Regions from separate parts of the Homo sapiens genome. Here region 1 is linked to region 2. Evidence: read pairs that join two places in POLR2A ChIA-PET (ENCODE). Cell type or tissue: A673. All regions are shown on one strand. Each heading gives the region's core, and the rest is flanking DNA. Links, peaks and the distances in the headings are about the cores only. Region 1 overlaps TNRC6C (trinucleotide repeat containing adaptor 6C). Region 2 overlaps TNRC6C (trinucleotide repeat containing adaptor 6C).

Region 1 (11,974 bases), core at 1,926-9,925, 55 kb after region 2:
ATCAGTTTGGGTTCCCTCATGGACAGGTTGTGCCATAAGGCAGGCTGCCTCTTGACTAAGACAGCACTCACTGCAACCCACACCGAGAAAGCAGGGGGTTAACAACCTGGCTGACCAATGCATTCTTTTCCATATGTGAGGTGCCATTCGAATACACAGTATTATTGGTTCCATTCCACAACAGTCACACTGTAAAATGATCTGCCCTTTGTTAATGGTCTACTTTGAGGACTTGAGGATTGCTCAGCCCCCAATTTGACAGGTTCATACTCAATTATATGACACGTTTGAAAGAAGGATAGCATTATAAGCTGGTGGCTAATAAATGCTGTTGGACAACTGTCTAGCCACATGAAATGAAAGTAGATCCCTTATATCGTATACATGCCAGATAAAGTAAAGAGCGAATTAGGAAAAGCAAAACTTCTTAAAGCTTATTAAGGAAGCAAAGGAGACCATCTCTATGACCTTGGACATTGTATCATCTTGTAGAAGACATGAAATACGTAAGACATAAACAGGTGATAAATTTGACTATGCTAATATTAAAAACATCTATATAACAAAAGATATCATATAATGAAAGCTAAAAAAACAAGCCACAGGCAGGGAGAAGATACAACAGATAATGTATGGTTATCAGCTTAAAGAATTCCCGGCCAGGCGCAGTGGCTCTCGCCTGTAATCCCAGCACTTTGGGAGGCCGAGGCAGGTGGATCACCTGAGGTCAGGAGTTCGAGACCAGCCTGGCCAACATGGTGAAACCTCGTCTCTACTTACACAAAAATTAGCCGGGTGTGGTGGTGCACGCCTGTGGTTCCAGCTACTTGGGAGTTGAGGCAGGAGTATCACTCGAACCCAAGAGGTGGAGGTTGCAGTGAGCCGAGACTGTGCCACTGCACTCCAGCCTGGGCAACACAGTGAGACTCCATCTCAAAAAAAAAAAAAAGAATCCTAAAAATCGGTAAGAAAGAGGCCAACAACCCAACCAGAAATGGGAAAAGGATAGGAACAGGCAATTTAGAAAAGAGAAAACTCATAAGCCATTAACATATGAAACAATAATCAACCTCATTAATAATCAAGAAATGCACTTTAATGTCACACTGTAGATGAAAGTGACACAACACTACAATTTTTGAATTGTGGTTCCCTCTGGGGGTGGGATGGGGACCAGAATGGGGTTAGAGGATGATACCTATAACATTTTTAAAATAGAGAGCCCTGAAGCAAATATGGCATGATATTATGTTAAATCTCTATTGTGAACACAGTTATATTATTTTCTATATACTTTCTTCTATTGAAAAAATATTTTCAAAATTTTTAATTTTTATGTTTAAATGTGATACAAATCAGGCGGCAGAGCAGTCTGATTAAAAACCCATCTGATCCCTGAATTAAGTGTCTAATTTCTGAAGGTGAGTTCCTTGAGGGCGTGGCAAATATCTTTTTAGTTTTCCATTCAAAATGCTTGCCACATATAGGCAAACAATATATGCTTCCTGGGCAAACAAAACCATACATGCATAGTGCTACAATCTGAGTTCTAGCTGAAGTCACCAATCAGCTGCACTTGTACAGCCCAGACTGCTTTGAACAAGCACGTCCATCTTCTGAGGGAACCACTTCCACTACAATGACGCCGCCTACTCAGACCTTCCCGGGCTTTGAGGTGTAGATCTCAACTATGCCACAGCAAAATAACCACCAATGGGGCAATACTGGCAGGAAGCAAAGTCACTTCTACAAAGGCCAATATCCATCCCCAATAGCTGAAGTGCCCTAAGGATGGCCATATAGGATGCCATAAGGATGAAGTCATGCCTGTTGAGTTTACATATTGGGTATTTCTAGAACCTTTTCCATTAAAACAAGAAATAAAACTTCCCTCTGACTGCCCCTGTTCCAAGCACCCTCATGTCTTGACTGGATTACTGTAAATAACTTTCCAACAGGTCTCTTCCCATGCCCCCTACTGCCCCACCCACAATAATGTGCTCAACACTGCATACAGTGCTCTTTTCCAAATGAATGCCCAGTGGGTCACCAATGGTTGGGTCTCTTTTGAGGCCATTCATATCATTCTTTCTCCTGCTCTGTGCTCCAGACAGTTCCTTGAGGTGCCATCTGTGTCCTGCCCTCCCAAAGACAGGGCTGTTAAAGGTGCCATCCCCTGCCTGGGCTCAATGTCTATTCTTTTTTCCCATCTCAAATCCATGGACATTTAATTTGGGACGTTTTTGTTCCCTAGTTAGGACTCCCTCATACATTCATTGTAACAGTCTTCCTTTCAAGTCACTTAGACCAACCAGGGTGGCAAACAATTTCTGTAAAGGGCCTAATAGCCAAAATGCTTTAGGCTTTGTGGGCCATATAGTCTCTGTCACAACTACTCAATTCTGCTGCTGTGGCACAAAAGCAGAATGAGTGTGGCTGTGTGCCAACAAAACTTTATTTCCAAAAATAGGTGATGGGCCAGATGTGGCTCATGGGCCCAGAGCTTGCCAACTCAATTGAAACAATAACTATTATTGAGTGCCTCCTATATGCAGCTACTGTGCTGGGGACACAGCCATAAACAAGATGAACGACTTCTTTCTCTCATGGAGCACACATTCTAGTGTGAGTCATCGTGTGACTGGCTGGTTCTCCCTCTAGGCTGTAAACACCATGAAGGCAAGGCGTACCTATTCTGGCTCTATTTTTACTGCCAGTGTTCAGCAGAGTATCTGACAGAGAAGAAGCAGTAAATAAACATACATTGAATGAATGAATAATTCTTATCAATACTTGAAAGCAGTTTGCTAGTAATATAAATGATGCTTAAATTTTCAGTCTTGAAGGTAAAGTTAAGATTAAGCTTAGGTTGCCATGTTGACTAGCAACCAACTTAACTGAAGTTACTTGCAAAAATACTGGGTTATCTATTCAGAGAAGTTAGTACAAGAGGAACTGATAGCTCAAAATCTTTTTTAGTTAGAAAAAATTACAACTGAGACTATGAATCTATGTTGAAAACATAGATAGGGTTTGATAATAAGTTATACTACCTCAATCCTAGGTATATACCCAAAAGAAAGGAGATCAGTATATTGAAGAGAGAGCTTCGATGTTTGCTGCAGCACTACTCACAACAACCAAGATTTGGAAGCAACCTATGTGTCCATAAACAGATGAATAAAGAAAATATGGCAGATATACACAATGGAATACTGTTCAGCCATAAAAAGAATAAGATCCTGTCATTTGCAACAACATGGATGGAACTGGAGGTCACTATGTTAATTAAAATAAGCCAGGCACATGAAGACAAGCTTTGCATGTTCTCACTTATTTGTGGGAGTTAAAAACGAACATAATTGAACTTATGAAGATAGAGGCTAGGAAGGGTAGTGCGAGAGTGAGGGGTGGGGAGAAGTGGAGAAGGGTTAATGGGTACAAAAAATAATCAGAAAGAATAAATAAGACCTAGTAATTACTAGCATAACAGGCTTACTATAGCTAAAAATAATTTCACTGTCCATTTAAAAAATACATAAAAGAGTATAATAGGATTATTTGTAACACAATGGATAAATACTTGAGATGACTGATACCCCATTTATCCTGATGTGATTATTACACATTGCATGCCTGTATCAAAATATCTCATGTAACCCATAAATATATATACCTTCTATGTACCCACAGAAATAAAAAAAATTATAAAAAATATGTTTTACTATAGAAGTCAATTTGGAACAATGCTATTTTACTTAAGAAGGAACCAATCAACCAACCAACCATCTCTTTTCTCCCACCTCTATAGCCTCCTTGCACTTCTTGGGATAGGCTGCAGCCTCGGGGCCACACTGTGGCCTGGTACATCTTCTGTCACAGGAGAGGAGCAGGGAGTGTGCCCAGCCCAGCCCAGCCCACTGAAGTTTCAGGCTGCAGCTGCTGACATTCCACCTTTGGCTACCATTATGAGACATACTGCTATTCTTTTTTCCTTTTTTTCCATACTTCAGCTGCTCTCTTGTTCCTTACTTCTTGGTTCTTCCACCTCATCAAATGATCTGGCTCTTCACAAATTAATTTTACTGAAAATTCAATGCAGGTTCACGGAGAAAGAGAAAAGCACCTACTACTTATAAGCTCTTTTTTGAAGGGTAGGCTTAGGAATCTCTCTGAAAATTATACATACAAAACCCCCAAACCGGGGACTGTATTGCATACTGAGCTAATTAAAATATGCTTTTAGTTCTATCAAATCCCTGAATGTCTCCTCTTCCTCATCATCACCACCACCACCATCACCACTGTTACGACCATCACCAACACCGTCATCACCAACACCACCACCACCACCATCAGCACCACCACCATGATCACCACCAGCATCATGATGACCACTACCATCATTGTTATCTCCACCATCATCACCAACTCCATCATCACCATCACCAATAGCACCATCATCATCACCACCATCACCACATATTCTTTTAATCAGAATACCAGGATTTACTCCAAAAATGAAAATGCAGTCTAAAAGGTTAAATTTCGTTAAAAAAAAAAAAAAAATCTGTGAAATGACCGAATTTTAAGAGCAGCCATTTTGAAATGAATGAAAACTCTGAAATGAACCAAGACATCACATACTTTATACCATTTCGGAGTTTGAAGTATTTCCATACACGTCGGCTTAGCTGACCCTTACAAACAATGTCAGTTTTACAGATGAAGAAACAGGCTCAGAGAGGCTAAGTGGCCAGGGTTTGTAACTAATAAACAGTAAGGAATGAACTGAAATCTGAGTTTTCAGAATATAATCTAGTGCTCTTCCCACCACAACATTCTATTATCAAATAATTTTTCCCCTAAAAAAAGCCTTAAAAAGAAAAAAGAAATGAAGCTCATGTATAACGTTAAATTCTCTTTTCTTCTGCTGTTAAGTGGTTTACAGTCTATAAATAGGTGTCTATAAAAATCTAAGCAACGTAACTGTCTTAAGTGATTAAATTAAAAAGGATTACATAATAGCATGGTTGAAAGAGAAAAGCTTTCCTTTGTCTTTAAATTCCAAAATGTTAGCATATAAAGATAAAATTTTCCTGGAAAATATTTAATGAAGAGCTTCCAAAAGCCATAGTAAGCAAAATTTTAATTAGGTATCAGATTTAATCAGATATGAAAGTGTGGACAAGATTTACTCAGAGGTGTGCAGAATGCTGTACTGGTACTAACACTGACAAATAGTAAATGTGTTCATTCTTTATCATCACAGTCCTTTTAACTGAAATAATATGTATTATAAAAACTAGTTCGCAATGCTTTCAACAGTTGATAGTATACGTTTACTAAGGCTTACTGATACCACAAATCCTTCGCTGCTTGGTTTTCAGGGGCAGGATAAATGCTACAACAGCCTTCAGCTTTTGAAAACCAAAGATGCCTCCCCCTCTACTGCATTTACTGGGTGTAAAGATCTCAGGGAGAAAGTACTTTGAATTCAAAATTCCATTGCTGGACAGACTCCCAAACATTTCATCTGTCAACTACTATAAATACAAGGAATTATGAAACGCAGAACACAGTACAAGATTTATTGGAAACACAAATAGTGTCCAAAAGAATAAGTTTGTTGCCTTGTGTTTTTCTTCAAAACGGCAGTAAAATGAGATTGCTTCCTCAAGGTTAAGAGTCTATTAAATAAAGAAGGAAACTGGGGGCAAAGGAGGCTTGCTTCCTAATTTGGGAAGGCCTGCCCGTGCCAGCCCAGCAGAGAGAAACCACAGTAGGGAAAGCCATGGGTAAGTCTCTGCTCCGTGCGGCAGATCTTTAGCAAGCAGCTCTTTTCCAAGACGCCATTTTATCCAATCTGAATTGCAGCCAAGAGCTTAGGGACGCCGGGCTACCACTCACACGCTGGAATGTTATGTCACAAACGGACTGGCGAGAAGCAGCCACTATTTGTTCCGTGTTTGTTCCGTTTCTCCTGCTCTACGAGGGGCTGACGGGTGAGGAAATACCTGCAGACGGTGCCGCCCAACCCTCCTAGGAGACGCCACCTCGCGTGCACAGCTGCCTCTACGCCTGCATCGAGGCTCGCCTGGCCTCTCGCTACAACATGTCGGCTGGGTACAGCGAGAGCCGCCTCCTGTAGAGCTGCCAGGGAGCTGCCAGGAAGCTCCCGGGGCCAGTCTGCGTCCGGGCCACCCGCGGGCGCCCGCGGCCGCAAGCCGGGCAGGGCTGGGCAATGCCCTTTCTACTCCAGGAGGCACCCGACTCATCCCCTTCAACTAGGGGCGGAGGCATGGACGGATGGGATTTTACAGCTTTGATTATCTAATTGCAGCTGACACTAAACCGATCTTCCTTCCTCTTTAAATTCTTTCGATTGTCACAAACATTTTCACTTCAGGACCCAGTTACAATTAGCATCACAGCCACTTTTCTTCTGTGTTTTTGAAAGTCAGCCAAAAGAATAACGGCATTTTGCCTATTGGCTGCAGGCGAATAAACTGCGGCTCTCTCATCCTGCCTTTGTTTTCCGCTCCTTCTTTCTCCCTTTTTCTAAACAACTCCTAAACATTTGGCATGCCAACACTAGCTGTAATATTCTAAATGAGCCCCATATGTAAACTGGCAAGTGTCCAGCTTCTTAATTACTTTCCTGCCTCTATCTAAAAAAGATCTAAGTAGCAAACACTGCCGTATATTAATCAAAGCCTCTGTTTATAAATGTACAAAGCAGCCACCAAAACAATACATTGTTCTGCCTTTGGCACAAGAACTTATTATTATTATTATTTTTTAAAGATAAAAGCTCTCAAGTGTTTCAAGCTGGAGCTATCCTGCAGACTTGCAAAACATAATCTGCACTGAACCTGACATGATCAGGTGGCATTCTTTGGAATCTCTGGAAATCACTGTACGTACTAATACTCATCTTCCCAGTTAAGATCTGTTGCTATTTGGCTAAATATACTCCCATCCAAATCAATACATGAATTTACAAATCTAGTTTCCCCTGTATTATTTTATGAGAAGGCCAATGTTTCATTTGCTGATAACAGTCTTTACCTAAAGAGAACCTGGAACCAGGGCTGGGAGGCACCCTGGCCTACCTGTCTTGCAGAAGCCCTTCCACCATTGGCAATAACTGACTATCTCTCCTTGGCTACTGCCAGTGAAGGGGGAAGGAATAAAAGTTCTTCCAGAAATCTGAAAACCCTGCCTACCACCCTACATTTCCGCCACTCTTGTTCCACCTCTGTCCTCTGGGGCTGCCTGGGGGCAGCGGGCTCTCAGGACAGCCCTTTGACAGCTGAAATGCCCACAGGCCCTCCTCCTCTCGGGCTTGTTGTAGGCTCCCCTCTGTTGTTCTCCCAGTCCTTAGTGGGCATTTCTAGGCCTTTATTGCCCTGTCTGCTCTGGATGCCCTTGTGTGCAAGCCTGTGTTTCCCACGAGGGATGGCAGCCACAGGATGCTGCCTGACAACAGCCACAGCATTAACCACTGGCAGGAGGGTCAGCTGGACGCTGGAAAGCTCCATTTAGAATTGTCAGCCCATTACAAAATTGGTTTCACTTGACTGAATTTCACTTCAACATCAGCATTATCGAATATTAAAAGCATCTAGGACTTATTTTTGCATGCAAGTATTAGAAGTCTTGGTTACCTTCTAAAATGGGATACTTGTTGACATCAATAACGCTACAAAACCAATGAAGCTTCTGCCCAATGCCCAGGCCAACGTGGGTGACGGCAAGAAGGTGACACCAAGAACAGAGGGGATGGCTGACCTGGTAAGAGGTAGGGAGTGGGGGGGGGGGGCAAGATTTGAAATTGCTGTTCTGTGGGGACCTGCAGCCTAGCAAAAGTTCAACTGGTTCTCAAACACAGGCTGCTCTTTATCATCACAGGATAAAGTGAGATTGCTGGTCACTGGAAGACTAATGCTATCTACACCTGTGCCTGTTCTGTAACGAATACAGTCAACTCTGTTTTTGTCCCTACTGCCTCTCGACACGTTCCAACTTGCCTGTTATTAATTCATGCCACTGGGCAGAGGACAAATGCAGAGCATTCAGTCGTCAGTAAAGAGCTGTGCTCTAGGTGTCTGCAGGATGTACTACGTCATATTACCCAACATTTTGATAAATCCTGCCACATGCCTCCTTACATTCCGACCAACAGCACACCAGCGTCGCCTTTTCCCACACTCTCGCTGGTCGCCTGCGGTGATTACAGGGTCTTGAGAAGATTAAATGAGTTAATATGTGTAAAGCAATTGGATCTTGCAAATGATAAGCACTCAATCCATAGTACTGTGTTATTACAATAGAGGAATATTAACAAGATTTAAAGTTTTGACAATTTGGTAAGTGAAAAGTGATCTATCAATGCTGTTTCCATTTATCTTTTCCCTGATTACAAGGAAATACTTTTTTTTTTTTTTTTTTTTGACACGGAGTCTCGCTCTGTCGCCCAGGCTGGAGTGCAGTGGCACCATCTCAGCTCACTGCAAGCTCCGCCTCCCGGGTTCACGGCATTCTCCTGCCTCAGCCTCCCGAGTAGCTGGGACTACAGGCGCCCGCCACCACGCCCGGCTAATTTTTTGTATTTTTTTTTTTAGTAGAGATGGGGTTTCACCGTGTTAGCCAGGATGGTCTCAATCTCCTGAACTCGTGATCCACCTGCCTCGGCCTCCCAAAGTGCTGGGATTACATGCGTGAGCCACCGCACCCAGCCACAAGGGAATACTTTCAACATACTTAGGACCCATTTGTGGTAGTTCTATGATCTTCCCGTTCACATTCTTTGCCCATTCTTCTATGGGACTGTTTTTCTTTTGATTTGTCGGAACACTTGGTATTTTTGAGATATTTATCTTTTGCTATTTACACTGTAAACATGTCCTCTCAGATTTTATTCATATTCATGTACAAAACTTTTAAATTTTTATACACTCAAACTTGTCAGTCTTTCTTTTCATGGCTTATGATTAAAATTTTATCCCAAGATTTAGAAAATACTCTCTTACGTCATCTTTCTGTAGTTCTTATATTTGTCTTGCATATGGCTTTCTAGCACTCGATATTGATCTGAACCACTATTTTCTCAGTGATCTGCAACTCTCCGTGTATACATCTGTTTTTCCCCCTGCTCTCTTTATATCATAGTTCCTGGATCTGTGTTTACTCCTGCCCTAGAAACACGCTGTTAAAATTACTAGAGGATCACAGCTCAAAGTGATAGCTCATTATGCTTTTTCAGTCTCTTGGCTCTTCTATTCACGTACATTCGCTCTTCTAGATGAAGTTTGGAATTAGTCTATCAAGTTCCAAAAGCAACTTGGAGGAAGAGCTTTAAATCTGAATTTAATTTGGCTCTATTACCAAAAGAAGCTTTTATGCTGGTTTATTACTATTACTTAGTAATACCAACAGCCAACTTCTGTAGCCTTACATCTTCCCACTGCCCCCCGCCACAATGAGCCTGCAGCGCTTACTGAGAGGCTTTACAACTGCGGGTCTGCGCTTTTCATGCATGCAGGTCACTCCATCTGCGACGCCCTTTCACCTTCTTTGCCCAGCACAGCTAACTTGAAACTCAGCTCATATCACCTCCACCAGAAAGGCTTCCTTGCAGTCCCCTATCCGTAGTCTGGGTTAGTTGTCCTTCCCATGTGGCACTCTATGCTTATCTCTGTTACAATACCTTGAAGTGGCTGACTTACTTATTGGTTATTCCAAAACACTTCACTCATGAATTGTCCATCCCCAGTGCAGGGTATGTGATGTTTGGTAGGCATTCAACAAATGTTCTGCTCAATGAACAAATGAAGACACACATGACAAAACCACCGTTCTGAAAGGCTAGCATCTTCTTCCCTTCTCAGAGCTGTGCAAGCCGAGTGTGGCACTGCTGCCTGAACATTCTCATATAGGAAGAAAAGGAAAAAGAGTGAAAAAGTGTGAAGCCAGTACACTAGTTTGTCTAAGAAATGGCAAAATGTGTGGTTGCAATTTTCTATAGAAGCAAGCTTGCAGATTAATGTAAATCAAAAGGTGAATTATGACAAAATGTTTTAAGAGTCAGATTAATCTACTATTTACATCTCGTTAGGAAGCATATTCTATATAAAGAAAAAGAATAATGAAATAAATAACTGTCAGACTAAGTCTCTTTCCATTCTTTCTTTCTTTCTTTTTTTTTTTTAATGGAATCTTGCTCTGTCACCCAGGCTGGAGTGCAGTGGTGTGATCTCAGCTCACTGCAACCTCTGCCTCCTGGATTCAAGTGATTCTCTTGCCTCAGCCTCCCGAGTAGCTGGGGTTACAGGCGCCTACCATCACACCCAGCTAATTTTTGTATTTTTAGTAGAGATGGGGTTTCGCTATGTTGGCCAGGCTGGTCTTAAACTCCTGACCTCAGGTGATCCACCTGCCTCGGCCTCTCAAACTGCTGGGATTACAGGTGTGAGCCAACGCGCCCGGCCTATGTAAGTCTCTTCTCTAATTTCGCCCGTTGCCTTGTACTGTAACAGTATATAAATATACATTTTATCTATTCTTACACAGCTAAAAACGCTACAAATTCCACTTTTAACTCTTTAAAAACTTTCCCATTTCTGCTCCTCTATTGTTTAATTTTATCTGTAAATCCTCTCTGTTTACTGGAATGGACACGTAAGTTTTCCATTAGCACAGTACAGGACTATAACACTTACTTCCATGGGAAAGCAGCAGGCAACTGGTCAAATACTCAGTTATGGGGAAACAAGGATGCCCACAAATCTCCACCGTGCAGCTTTTTAAAACTATGACAAAGGTGACTCAAACTCCGTCAATTCCTTCCACGAATACTTCACTTTCTTTAGTTTTCGCTAAGCACACTAAAACCTGGGGGGAGGGCACAAAGAGTTTACGTACTAAGACACCTGGGAAAAACACAGAAATTCGTGTGCGAAGCTGAAAGAACTCCAAGCTTCACTTTGCTCTTCATCAGAAATGGTGTACTGCTAAATTCCTAAGGACGCCTCCCTCAGCGGCCCCCTGCTTGGTTAATTCAGTCTTAGTTCTACGGACCCAGCATTTGTACTTCTTTTTAACTGAACCTTACAAGTTAGAGAAATGTAATCATGAATAAAACTCTGTTTTTTTGTTTTAATGTAGAAGTGACCGTAGGAGTCACTTCCACATTAAAGTGACAGATTAAAGTACAATGAAAATCTATGTATTACTTTTAAGAAAGTTGATAAGAGCTTTTATTTCAAACTGTATCTAAAAATACTTTCACTGCGACCAGAAATCTGGTTACTCCTCGGGAATACACCAATAGAATTTCACCTGGATGTGAATTCATTAAACAACTATAATATGAAAAAGAGAACTCTAGGAAGGACAAGTGAAACTTCAAAATATACACAAATCACAGAGTGATGAGAAAGCTTTACTGCACTGTTTTAGAATTTAGTCAGTCAAAAATTTTGACTATTTTTTTGAAACAGGTCTTGCTGTGTTGTCCATGCTGGTCTTGAATTCCTGGGCTCAAGCGATCCTTCTCCCTCAGCCTGTCAGGTAGCTGGGATTTGTGAACACTCTGCTTCACAATGGTGTTTCAAAGATGGGTACATATTTGTTGTATATTTCAAAGTCTCACCAGTCTCACACTAACAACTATCACCTGCATTACTCAACACCTACTATAAGCAAGACCTTGTGCTGCATATGAAATAAATAGCTCATCTTCAAAATTAGGAATCTCTTCATTTCAAAGATGAGTCAAAAGTACAGGGAGTGAAGGTGATTTGGTCAAGGTCACACAGGAGGTGGTGGGTCTGGAAAGTGGATTGGGCCTGTCTCTTGACCACTTTGCCATACTGCCTCCATGCTTGCTGATGCTCACCTACAATCCCTGTGCCAACACCGTAACAACATGGGACAGTGTTCCTGAAAGTCCTTCCACTGACAAAATCAA
Region 2 (11,974 bases), core at 1,516-9,515:
GGGTAACAGGCAGAGGTTGGAACTCAAGGCTCAGAAATAGACGGGAGAATGTGGGAAAGTTTGGAACTTCCTAGAGACTTGTGAAATGGCTTTGACAAATTGCTGATAAGGATATGGACAATAAAGTCCAGGCTGCAGCGGTCTCAGATGGAAATGAGGAACTTGTTGGGAACTGGGGCAAAGGTGGCTCTTGTTGTTTTAGCAAAGAGACTGGCGGCATTTTGCCCCTGCCCTAGAGATTTGTGGAGCTTTCAACTTGAGAGGGATGATTGAGGGTATCTGGCAGAAGAAATTTCTAAGCAGCAAAGCCTTCAAGAGGTGACTTGGGTGCTGCTAAAAGCATTCCGTTTTATAAGGAAAGTCGAACATGAAAGTTCAGAAAATTGGCCAGGCACGGTGGCTCACGCCTGTAATCCCAGCATTTTGGGAGGCTGAGATGGGTGGATTACGGGAGGTCAGGAGTTTGAGACCAGCCTGGCCAACATGGGGAAACCCCATCTCTACTAAAAATACAAAAATTAGCTGGGCATGGTGGCAGGCACCTGTAGTCCCAGCTACTCGGGAGGCTGAGACAGGAGAATCACTTGAACCTGGGAGGCAGAGGTTGCAGTGAGCCGAGATCACGCCACTGTACTCCGGCCTGGGTGACAAGAGTGAAACTCCATCTCAAAAAAAAAAAAAAAAAAAAAAGGAAATCCCATTTTCTGAGGAAAAATTCAAGCTGGGTGCAGAAATTTGCCTAAGTAACGAGGAGCTGCATGTTAATCCCTAAGACAATGGGGAAAATGGAGACTGTCTCTAGAGCATGTCAGAGGTCTTCAGAGAAGCCCCTCCCATCACAGGCCCAGAGGCCTACAAGGAAAAAATGGCTTCATGGGCCAGGCCCAGGGTCCACATGCTGTGTGCAGTTTAGGAATTTGGTGCCTTGTGTCCCAGCCGCTCCAGTTGTGACTGAAAGGGGCCAAGGTACAGTTTGGGCCATGGCTTCAGAGGGAGCAATCTCCAAGCCTTGGCAGCTTCCACGTGGTGTTGAGACTCTGGGTGCACAGAAGTGAAGAACTGAGGTTTGGGAACCTCCACCTAGATTTCAGAGGATATACGGAAATGCCTGGATGTTCAGACAATACTTTGCTGTGGGGCAGGGCTCTCATGGACAACCTCTGCTAGGGCAGTGTGGAAGGGAAATGTGGGGTTGGAGCCCCCACACAAAGTCCCTACTGGGGCACCACCTAGTAGAGCTATGAGAAGAAGGTCACCGTCCTCTAGACCCCAGAATGGTAGATCCACTGACAGCTTGCACCGTGTGCCTGGAAAAGCTGCAGACAATACCAGCCCGTGAAGACAGCCAAGAGGGAGGCTGTACCCTGCAGAGCTGCCCAAGACCATGGTAACCAACCTCTTGCCTAAGCATGACCCAGATGCGAGATATGAAGTCAAAGATCATTTTGGAGCTTTGAGATTTGACTGCCCTGCTGGATTTTGGTCTTGCATGGGGCCTGAGCCCCTCTGTTTTGGCCAATTTCTCCCATTTGGAATGACTGTATTTACCCAATGCCTGTACCCCCATTGTATCTAGGAAGTAACTAAGTTGCTTTTGATTTTACAGGCTTGTAGGTGGAAGGGACTTGCCTTACCTCAGATGAGACTTTGGACTGTGGACTTCTGAGTTAATGCTGAAATGAGTTAAGACTTTAGGGGACTGCTGGGAAGGCATGATTGGTTTTGAAATGTGAGGACATGAGATTTGGGAGGGGTCAGGGGCAGAATGATATGGTTTGGCTGTGTCCCCACCCAAATCTCATCTTGAATTGTAACTCCCACAATTCCCATGTTTCGTGAAGGAACCCAGTGGGAGGTTAACTGAATCATGGGGGCAGGTCTTTTCCATGCTGTTCTCGTGATAGTGAGTAAGTCTCATGAGAGCTGATGGTTTTAAAAATGGGAGTTTCCCTGCACAAGCTCTCTCTCTCTTCTTGTCTGCTGCCATGTGAGACATGCCTTTCACCTTCTACCAGGATTGTGAGGCCTCCCCAGACACATGGAACTGTAAGTCCAATAAATCTCATTCTTTTATAAATTGCCCAGTCTCGGGTATGTCTTCATCAGCAGTGTGAAAATGGACTAATACACTATCTGTAGCTGATTTTAAAAATTTTGTTATTTATTATTATTACACCCAGGCTGGAGTGCAGTGGCTCAAGCATAGCTCACTGTAGCCTCAATCTCCTGGGCTTGAGCCATCCTCCTGTCTCAGCCTCCCCAGCAGTTGGGATCACAGGTATGTGCCACTATGCCCCACTAATTTATTTTTTGTGGAGATGGGGTCTCACTTTGTTGCCCACGCTGGTGTAAATCTTCAGTTTCCTAAATTCCCAGTACATTTCTTTCATCTCTGAGGTTCGACATGCAGCACCTGAGAGAAGCTGCAATATTATGAGAGTTGTTTTTTCAAACTGGTGGGGTTTGTTTTGTTTTGGGCCTGCAAAAGCCTTACGTCCCAGTGACATCTTGTGGAGAAGCAAATATAAAAAGCAGAAATCCAGATCCCTGTGCGAAGGGGAGTCATGGGGGCAGAGAGCCTAAAGCGCTGTGCAGGCCTCTGATGGCCCAGTGTGGGGCAGCCACACTCCTGAGGATAGAATTGGCCAGTGTGGGCCCTCAATGGGTGCTGGAACTGCCTGGGACCTCTTGGCCCAGAGCAAACCTGCTGCGTGCCGGCACACCTAGGCTGATGCTAAAAACACCAGGCTCACCCAGCTACTGCCCTGGATGGACATCTAGGGTGGCCCTGGTGCCCTCCTAAGCCCTCCCAGGCTCCAGAGTTACAGGCAGGGGTCCTTACAAAGGAGGTACAGGACAAAGTGATAAGCACATCCCCTAAAGGGTAAGGCCCCCATCGGAACACGAGGAGCATGGAGCTTACCCGAGGAGTAGGAGCTGGTCCAGCCGAGGGGGCTGGCACCCCAGGTGGAGGAGGGCTTGGGATTGGTTAACCCTGGAGGTGGCCTCGTGGGTGCAGTACTGTTTCTGGGCACCTTCCATAGTTCATGAGACAGAGAGGCTTGCGTGTGGGAGGTAGGGCCAGAGGACCACGTCGATTTGATGTCTGACAGTTTACCTAGAAAGGCAGAGAGATGGAGCATATGCAGTCTTGAGACAAAGAAGAAAACTCACTGCTGTGTTTGGGGAGCCACACAGAGTGCTCTCTAACACCAGCAGACTGTGTGATAGGCAAAGAAACACCAAGTCAAGCCCCTGGCAAACTCAAGTAACCACAAATTCCCAGAAGTGTTTTGCCTCTAAGTTTTCAAAACCTTGCAGAGCCCTTGTCTTGTGGCCATGGGGGAAAGGAAGAGAGAAGGCAGTGGGCCCACACACTTGTATGGAGAAGACGTTACCACTTCCATGTGCGTGCAAGCTGATGTGCCCAGCGTGCCCACTGTGCCTGGGCAAGGCCCCCACCCATCCTTCATCACGCCACACGGCCTCCCAGCTCAGGGAGTGAGTAAAGAGCCAATAGGAAAAGCTGGGGCCTGTCAAAGTTTTGTTTGGGAAAAGAAAGAAAATGCTACCTGCAAGTCTAGAGGCCAGGCGCGTACCTGCAACACTAGGTGCGGATGCAATGCTGCTGAAAGAGCTACTGTAGCCGGAGGCACTGAGTGGCCAGGCACTCGAAGAAGGCAGCGTGGCATTCTGAGATGATGGCGGGGAGGACCCTGCAGAACCAAACACGGCACTGAGCAAGGTGGTGGCGGTGTCCGGGTTCATGACTCTAACTGTGGGGTGTGAGAACCATCAGGAATCAACCTCTCCCTAGGCTGCCATTTTTAATAGAAGCCTGAACATGAAAGTGACATGTGGGAAAGAAGAAACGGGGCATGCCTCCTACTCTGGGTCCCTGTACCCACTCAGGGAGGCCTGGGATGTTGCTGAAGGCAGAGGAATCAAAGGGCAAGAAGCAGCATGAGCTTCTTTGAGAATTCCCGCCAGAATGCTTAAAATACCATGTTTTAAGAGTTTTAAAGGACCACACTGATTTCCTCTCCCAAATAAGGTAAAATAAAAATCCAGGGCAATCTACATCCTTTCACAGTTCAAACAATGGCCACAAAATGGAAGAACAAAACTCCAAGCCTTTTATTACAAAATTTGCCATAAAAATTTGAGTATTTCTTCTGACTGGGGTGTCCCATCAGCTTACACTCATATTTTGCTTAAAAAAAATTTTTTTTTAAGAGATGGGGCTGTTGCAATGTCACCCAGGCTGCAGCACAGTGGCTGTTCACAGGCATGATCACAGTGCACAGCAGCCTCAACCTCCTGGGCTCAGTGATCCTCTTGCCTCAGCCTCCGGAGTCACAGGGACCACAGGTGCATGCCACCACACCCGGCTCATGATTCCCTTTTTAAATACAGGAATAATTAAGAGACATCTGTCCTAATAACTGTGTATATGGACTTGAGTTATTCTATCCCTAGGACTGTAGTTTTTTGAGGAAAGCTTGTCCCTGTGCCTGAAAGGGAGACTTAGGATAAATGGGCCATCCTTAAGGCACCTCAATCCCTTGTGTAAAAGCTCAGCTCCTCGCTGCTTGGTTTTATTTCATATTTTCTAATGTGGCTCTCCCTTTCAATTCTGTGAAGAAAGCAAGAAGCTGGAGAAGAAGAGCGAGGATGGAATAATGGTGACAGTTGGGGTGAACACAGGATGGAAAGAGCTCTAATTGGGACAATGACTCTGCCAGTGCACGTATCCTGGCTAGCAGAGGGAACATGAGCACAGTCTGGCTGCTAAACTGATGACCATAAACAGAATCGGACGGTTTCTGAAAAGCCATGGCATCTCAGCCGTAGGCCCACATGGCGTTGTGCAGTGAATAACCAGGTGTGTGGCACCTCCTGGACACGTGCAGTGTCCAACCTGCACAGCTGTTTGCAGCTGCCCTGCTGCAAGGGACCTCTTTAGAATGAGGGCACCAGAGCTGAGGCAAGTTAACATTTATGGGTAATCTGCAGGTCTTCACTTTTATTTTTTCCAATTTTTATTTTGGGTTCAGGGAGTCCATGTGCAGGTTTGTCACACAGGTGAACTGTGCGTCGTGGGGGTGTGGTGTAGAGATCATTCCATCACCTAGGTAGTGAGCACAGTACCCCACAGGCAGTTTCTGAATCCTCTCCTTCCTCCCACCCTCTACCATACAGCAGGCCCCGGTGTCTGCTGCTCCCTTCTTTGTGTTGTGTGAACTCGGTGTTGGGCTCCCGTTTGTAAGTGGGAACGTGTGAGCTGTCTGTTCTCTGTTCCTGTGTTAATTCCCTCAAGAAGGTCTTTACTTTAAAAGGGTGTCAGCTCGGCCGTGCGCACTGGCTCACGCATGTAATCCCAGCGCTTTGGGAGGCCTTTTCTTTTTTTGAGACGAAGTCTTGCTCTGTCACCCAGGCTGGAGTGCAGTGGCCCAATCACAGCTCACTGCAGCCTTGACCTCCCAAGGTCAAGTGATTCTCCTGTCTCAGCCTCCTGAGTAGCTGGGACCACTGACGTGTGCCACCACACGCAGCTAATTTTTTCATTTTTAATTTTTTGTAGAGCCAGGGTCTCATTATATTGCCCAGGCTGGTTTCAAATTCCTGGCCTCAAGTGATTCTCCCACGTTGGCCACCCAAAGTGCTGGGATTACAGGTGTAAGCCACTGTGCTCGGCCTGCTAGTGCTTTCTGGTTAGCAATTTCTACGTGAAGAGATGTTCATTGTACTCCCCTTTCTTTCAATAACAAACCCTAATGTATCCCTAAACACAACCAAGAGAGGTACCAGAGTGGAGCAACAAGGTTCCTCGTGCTGGTCACGAGCTGAAGGGGAGGCCTGGCATGAGCCACATGAACTGGCTACTGCTGAATACTGATGTCTGTGTACAAGTGCCAGGGCAGGCTCAAGACCCAAACGTCGAGCACCCGGGAAGTCAAACGATGTTCACTTGGAGCTACAAGTCACCCCGGTTGGCAGGTTGGCTGGCTGGCTGGTTCTTAGGCTCAGGGCTGGAGATGCCATTTCCTTGCCTTATCTCAAAGGCCAATGCATTTCCTAGGCTTAGGTTCTCTTCTGCCCTCCCCGCAAGTTGATCTCCTTAACTGGGCAGGCTATGGAGCTGGAGGACAGCTGCATGTGGAGCTTGAGGACAGCTGTCACGTGTTTCTCGGGCCATCTTCTTCACACCATGGCACACTCAGGCGATGGCTGAGGCCACTCCCAGTGGCCCTGGTTCTGCCTGGAGGCTAAGGGGCTACCTGATGCTTCATCTGGGCACCACTCGGGAAGCTCTGCCATGCAACTTCGATTCTTTCCAACTTCCCTTATGACTTGGATCTGTACAACCTGCATCCCACTTCTCCACATCCCTCAAAATATGCTAATTTTCCTGTCTGGCACAACCCTGGTGCCCCACCAGGTGTGACAAGCGGGGAGGGCTGGGTCTCTGATTCTGGCTGGCGCCTCACCTGTCCTCTGCCATCTTACACGGCTCCTTTTCCTGCACCACTTGGCTGTGTCTGACAGCAGGGACACCCGTAACATCCCTGTTCCGAAACGCAGCTGCATCCAAAAAGCAGCTGTGTAACCCCAAGGAATACACAGCATTAAACAGAAAGGGCAATCTGTACTTATGTTGGCTTTCCAGCCAAACCACAGGCACATTTAGAAGCCTATCACTTTAAAGAACCACAGAAGCAGCCAGGCACACTGGCTCACGCCTGTAATCCCAGCACTTTGGGAGGCCAAAGCAGGCGGATCACTTGAGGTCAGGAGTTCGAGATCAGCCTGGCAAACATGGTGAAACCCCATCTCTACTAAAAATAGAAAAAATTAGCTGGGTGTGGTGGTGCACGCCTGTAGTCCCAGCTAATCGGGAGGCTGAGGCATGAGAATCACTTGAGCCTGCGAGGCGGAGGTTGCAGTGAGCCAAGATCACGCCACTATACTCCAGCCTGGGCAAGAGAGCGAGAATCTGTCTCAAAAAAAAAAAAAAAAGAAACAAAAGAAGCAAACACAAAACACATGGCTCCAATGAGTCATATTTCAAGTGGGAAATTCAATGTTTTGGGAACTATCTAGGTGGCCTTATTAGTGATAGTACCTATGGCAATCTAGCTCTTCCTTCCACAAAATAGCATGCTGTGATAAAACTTTATCAGAGATGGCACTTCTATGATAAGACATTACTTATCAATAAATCCAGCAGCATGGGCGACACCTGAGGTCAGGAGTTCGAGACCAGCCTGGCCAACATGGCAAAACCCTGTCTCTACTAAAAATACAAAAATTAGCTTGGTATGGTGGCACACATGCCTGTAATTCCAGCTACTTGGGAGGCTGAGGCAGGAGAGTCGCTTGAACCCAGAAGGTGGAGATTGCAGAGAGCTGAGATCATGCCACTGCACTCCATCCTGGGCGACAGAGTGAGACTTCATCGCAAAAAAAAAAAAAAAGTAATAATAATAAAAAATCCAGCAGAAACTCAAATTGATTTCCATTTCTCCATAAGCACTACCTGCTGTCTTTTCATGCTGCTTCAGGTGACTAGAAAAGGTGCCCGCCAACTGTGCCTTGTATCATCCCTGCCTCACAGCCCAACCTGTCACCCCTGACATCTCCAAATGGGTCTAGAGAGACCGTCCATGCAGAGGCAGGAAGAGCAGCACCCTCACCTCCACTCTTGAGGAGGTAGCGGTTGACATCCTGGATGGTGGTGTTGATGGTAGGCCCAGTGGGGACACTGCCAGGAGTGACGTCAGGGTCATTCTCAGGGTCAATATTCTGCAGTCCTTTCCATGGAACTCCCGGATGGAATTCTGTTTAAGAAACCAAAATGAGAAGCCACAGATCAGAACACCGGCACATTGATTCACGAAATTTTAAAAGATGTTTTGTCCTGTTTGTAGAAATTTTTATAATCTGCTAATTAAATTAGAGGTACACCTTATACTCTCTTTCATTAAAGCAATCAATCCTTTGGAACAAACTAGAACCAGGTATCACAGCTATCATATTAAGCTAGTTTTCACACAGGGTTGGAATAGTTTTACCGGATAGTGTGCAGTGTGCTTCCTCCCTGCCACCCCTTCCACTCCTCATGCTGAACTAAGGGTTTACAGAAAAATGCCTGATGCTAACCATACCCAAAATTGATCTGACAAATGGATTTCCAAGGAAAATGCCAAAGCTCTGGGCTTAACGCTTCCAGATCCTTAGCTCAGATTCTGGGTCCTCTCAGCCTAATCACTCTCTGCAGGCTTGGAGCACATTCTGACCTGCTGCTGTTGCACAGAAGTGTTGCATGGTCTTACCTGGGGGCCAGTTGATGCTAGAGCCATTTGAGATTTTATCACTGTCAGATTTGGCACGTGACCAGCTATGGGGAACAGCTACGGGAGGACTGGCTGGTGACTCACTGTTCTGGATTAAATCGTACCGGCCATAGGAGTCATCAATGGAGGACTTACCTGGAGGCCCAATGCTTAGACCTCCAGGGATAGCACCTATGGGGACAATAGGAAACAAAGAAGCGAGTGAATACTCTCCAGTTGAGAGACACCAGAAGATACCCTAAGCCTCCCTATGTACCTTCTGTTCTAGGTCCAATGCCTTGCCCTATTCAGTTACATGAATTGTAAGACTTGGTCTGTCTAGGATTCTGTAAGAATCAATGACTTTATTTATTTATTTATTTATTTTTTTGAGACAACTTCTCACTCTGTGGCCCAGGCTGGAGTGTAGTGATGTGATCAGGGCTCAACCTCCTGGGCTCAAGCGATCCTCCCACCTTGGCCTCCCAAGTAGCTGGAACTACAGGTGTGAGCCACCATGCCTGGCCAGTGACTGTTTCAGTTAGCTACAATTTCAGCCCTGAAAGATTGAAACCCTTGAAGAACAATTTCAGTTTGTCCAGTAAGAAGTCTTTACAAAATACATATCCATACCATGGGAAGCTGCCCTTAATAAATCTTTTTGGGGACAACTTATGAGTCTTTGTGATTAGCTATCAAATTTGCTGTTATCTCTTCCCTCCTTTTAGTCTGAAACCCTCACTACGGAAGAACACAGTGGATGTTAAAAATTCATACAGAACCAAACCAACCAGCTACAGGCAGCAGAGCCCTCCTGCTAAGAAAGGTGCCAGCAGTGTGTGATGATTTTCCGTAAGTTAACCATGAGACATAGTTTCCTTTTTCTTTTTAGAATGCTTCCTATCAAGAGAGAACTACGTAACCTACTGAATTTCCTTTGCTGTTTATTCTACCAGGAAGTTCAGAGTTAAATTTAATGCTTGAGAGTGAGATTACCTCCTATGGTTATCATTTTTGCTTCCACCTTACTCGTGTGTCCATCAGTAAAGAGTTCCCGATGGGGACACCAGTTTGGAGTAAGACAGACTGCTTGGATGGAGGGGAATAACCAACAGAAATGCACCCTAGTATTTACAGCTGCAGTTCCCATACATACTGTATATTTGATTTTCTATTTATGTTTTACCATTTTATTGAAAACATTTCAGCAGACTCAAGTTTTTGTTGATGAATATAGATACATAAAAAAAGTACACAGGCTATGACCTAGATTCTTTGCTGCTCTGGGGTTTTCAAATTATTTCTAAGTTTGTAGCTAAGATCTAATGGTTGGGTTTTAAGAAGTTTGATCAGTGACTAGCTGAGATCTTATATGCACTATAATGGAATGGGTTATTTTAAATCCAACTTTCAGTGCTCAATTCTTAGAAAAGTATAGAATGGCCATGCTATACAACAGGACGATCGATTAATAAGCCAGCAGTGATCCCACCACAGGCATCCTAGCTCAGACGTACCATGCTTGCTAGGGTTCTGCTCCAGGGGGGAAGCGGCACTGGGCAAGTTATCCATGGAGTTGGGGTGCGTCCACTGGGGGAGGCGTGACTGGGACTGGGATGGGTCCTTCACCGACAAGCCACCGGTCATGTCCATGCTGTTGACATTCATGTTTGGGTTCAGTCCAGCTAAAGAGAGAGATGCGGTTAGGATTCGCCTGCTCCTCTAAATGACTTCATTCTAAAGCTCTCCTATAGAAGCTATTTCAGTCTTCGCTTACAGCAAATTTTTTTTTTTTTTTGAGACGGAGTCTTGCTCTTGATGCCCAGGCTGGAGTGCAATGGCACAATCTTGGCTCATTGCAACCTCCGCCTCCCAGGTTCAAGCGATTCTCCTGCCTCAGCCTCCCAAGTAGCTGGGATACAGCAAAATATTTTAACTATAACTTTTAGTGCTGGTGAAAAAATACTACTTATCGTCATAACAACATGTATTTCTAGGAATATTATTCCTAAATTAAGGTGAAAATGTGAATAGTCTTTGATTAAGTAAGGCCCACAATTCTCTTCATTTTACTTGTTTCAGTGCTGAATAAACATGGTCCTGAGGCTTCTCAGAGTCCACAGGAAAATAGAAAAAGTCCAAACTATTAGGAAAATCTTTCTTTGTTTTGGGATATCTTACGGAAACTCATCAGGTCAAAAACACTTTTCCAGAACTCTAAAGTACCACCTATGAAACAGACTGATAGGATAATTCAGTTCTACCTTTAGTGAGTTTCCTTTACAAAAGTCTGCTCTGAAAGAGTCTGTGAATTAAGTATCAAACTACTTTTAAGGAACTGAACTATTTGACAGCGGGGGTGCTGCCATCTGCCCCCAGCTGGGATGGTGAGCTGAGGCTTCTGGGCTCATTCCTTATAGCTAAAAGCAGGTACCTGGTTATTTGTCCAGGACCTGCACTAAGCTAGGTTAATAAAGAAAGATGATGAGGAGGACAATGAAAAGAAGGTTGAAGTAAAGAGTTTCTGATGAGGACACTAGTTTGGAGCAGGACAGACTGCTTGTTTGGAAGGGAATAACCAGCACAAGCGCCCCCCTCCCCTTGTATTTCCAGCTGCAGTTCCCCTTACCACATACACATACCCCATAGGTCCTTACCGTAAGTACTACGCCACACGGTACGTAAGCACAGTGAGCCTCTACTACTTAGCCAGGTGCTGAACATTCTGGTTCTTACCTTTATTTCAGAGGCTGCAAATTCAAATGCCCATAGGAGCCAGGTGGGCCATGCACATGAAGAAGTGGGCTTCATGGGGACTGTGGCAAACCAGAGAGTGTCTGTCCTGTCTAAATAAACAGGTGCTACTGGGGCCAACCACCTATTGCTACCTGGAACATAGACCCACTATAGCCATTTTTAAGAGAAGCCAGAAGCCACTTTCCCCAATTTTTGAATGTTGGCATTAACACACACCTATGCACATGCACACACACACTTCGCAGACCTAACAAAACGCCTTTGCAAGCCCATCAGTGCCACAGGGCTGCCTACTTGCAATCTCTGCTGTGTGGGTTCTTTTCGTTTCAGCTTGTACAGATCTAGCCAGGTAAGGTGGCAACAATGTCAGGGCTTCAACCTGGCCTTCAGAATGCTCCAAATTTCACAATTTGGCGCCAACCCATCTCTCCCAACTTTCCCCTCTGGGAAAGTCAGCTAGACTGGCCTGGCCCTTGCAAAATGGGCCCCTGAAACAAGCCAGGCCTCTTTCTTCTGTGCTACGTGAGGCTTCCCCTTTATTTGGAAAGGCTTCCTCTTTATTTACTGTAATCCTATCCAATCATTTGAGGTTCAAGCTTAATCCTACTCTCTGATTTTTCTTTCACCACTCAAAGTGAAAGTGAACTTTTCCTTCTCTAGAGCCCTGTAAGAATCACATGACACTGGTATCAAGGTTATTTTTTCCCATTTATATGCCTGCTCTTCCTATCTAGATGGCGAACTCCAGGTGGCAAAAGACTGAGAATAACAACGACAGGCTGAACATGAGGGAAGGAAGGTAGCTAGGAGCCCCCACTACTGACCATGGGCTGCTGGTTTCTTTACATGAATTGATGAGTGTCTAACAGGCTCTTCAACAT

What was found. ChIA-PET counts read pairs that join two places held together with the same protein. Peaks named below come from ENCODE experiments on the same cell type or tissue, not always from the same donor. Only the 100,000 strongest peaks of a DNase experiment are listed, where the experiment ranks them.
Region 1: POLR2A ChIA-PET joins it to region 2 with 10 read pairs; 5 of 35 experiments call an interaction of 5 or more read pairs at or near these places.

The regions. Positions count from the first base shown.
Region 1 is chr17:78,035,161-78,047,134 of GRCh38, reverse strand. The region is part of intron 4 of TNRC6C (trinucleotide repeat containing adaptor 6C); the gene reads right to left. Among named protein-coding and RNA genes, the nearest start is that of TNRC6C, 82 kb to the right of the region's middle. In A673, for the core only: CTCF peaks have their summits at 5,913 and 6,113; a DNase peak (open chromatin) is centred at 6,184; H3K4me3 peaks cover 1,992 bases; H3K27ac peaks cover 1,848 bases.
Region 2 is chr17:78,089,487-78,101,460 of GRCh38, reverse strand. It overlaps TNRC6C (trinucleotide repeat containing adaptor 6C), which reads right to left. Exons shown (of 23, transcript NM_001142640.2): 16 at 9,854-10,021; 17 at 8,337-8,528; 18 at 7,698-7,841; 19 at 3,600-3,716; 20 at 2,924-3,118. Among named protein-coding and RNA genes, the nearest start is that of TMC6, 33 kb to the left of the region's middle. In A673, for the core only: no CTCF peak of the experiment used is centred there; no DNase peak of the experiment used is centred there.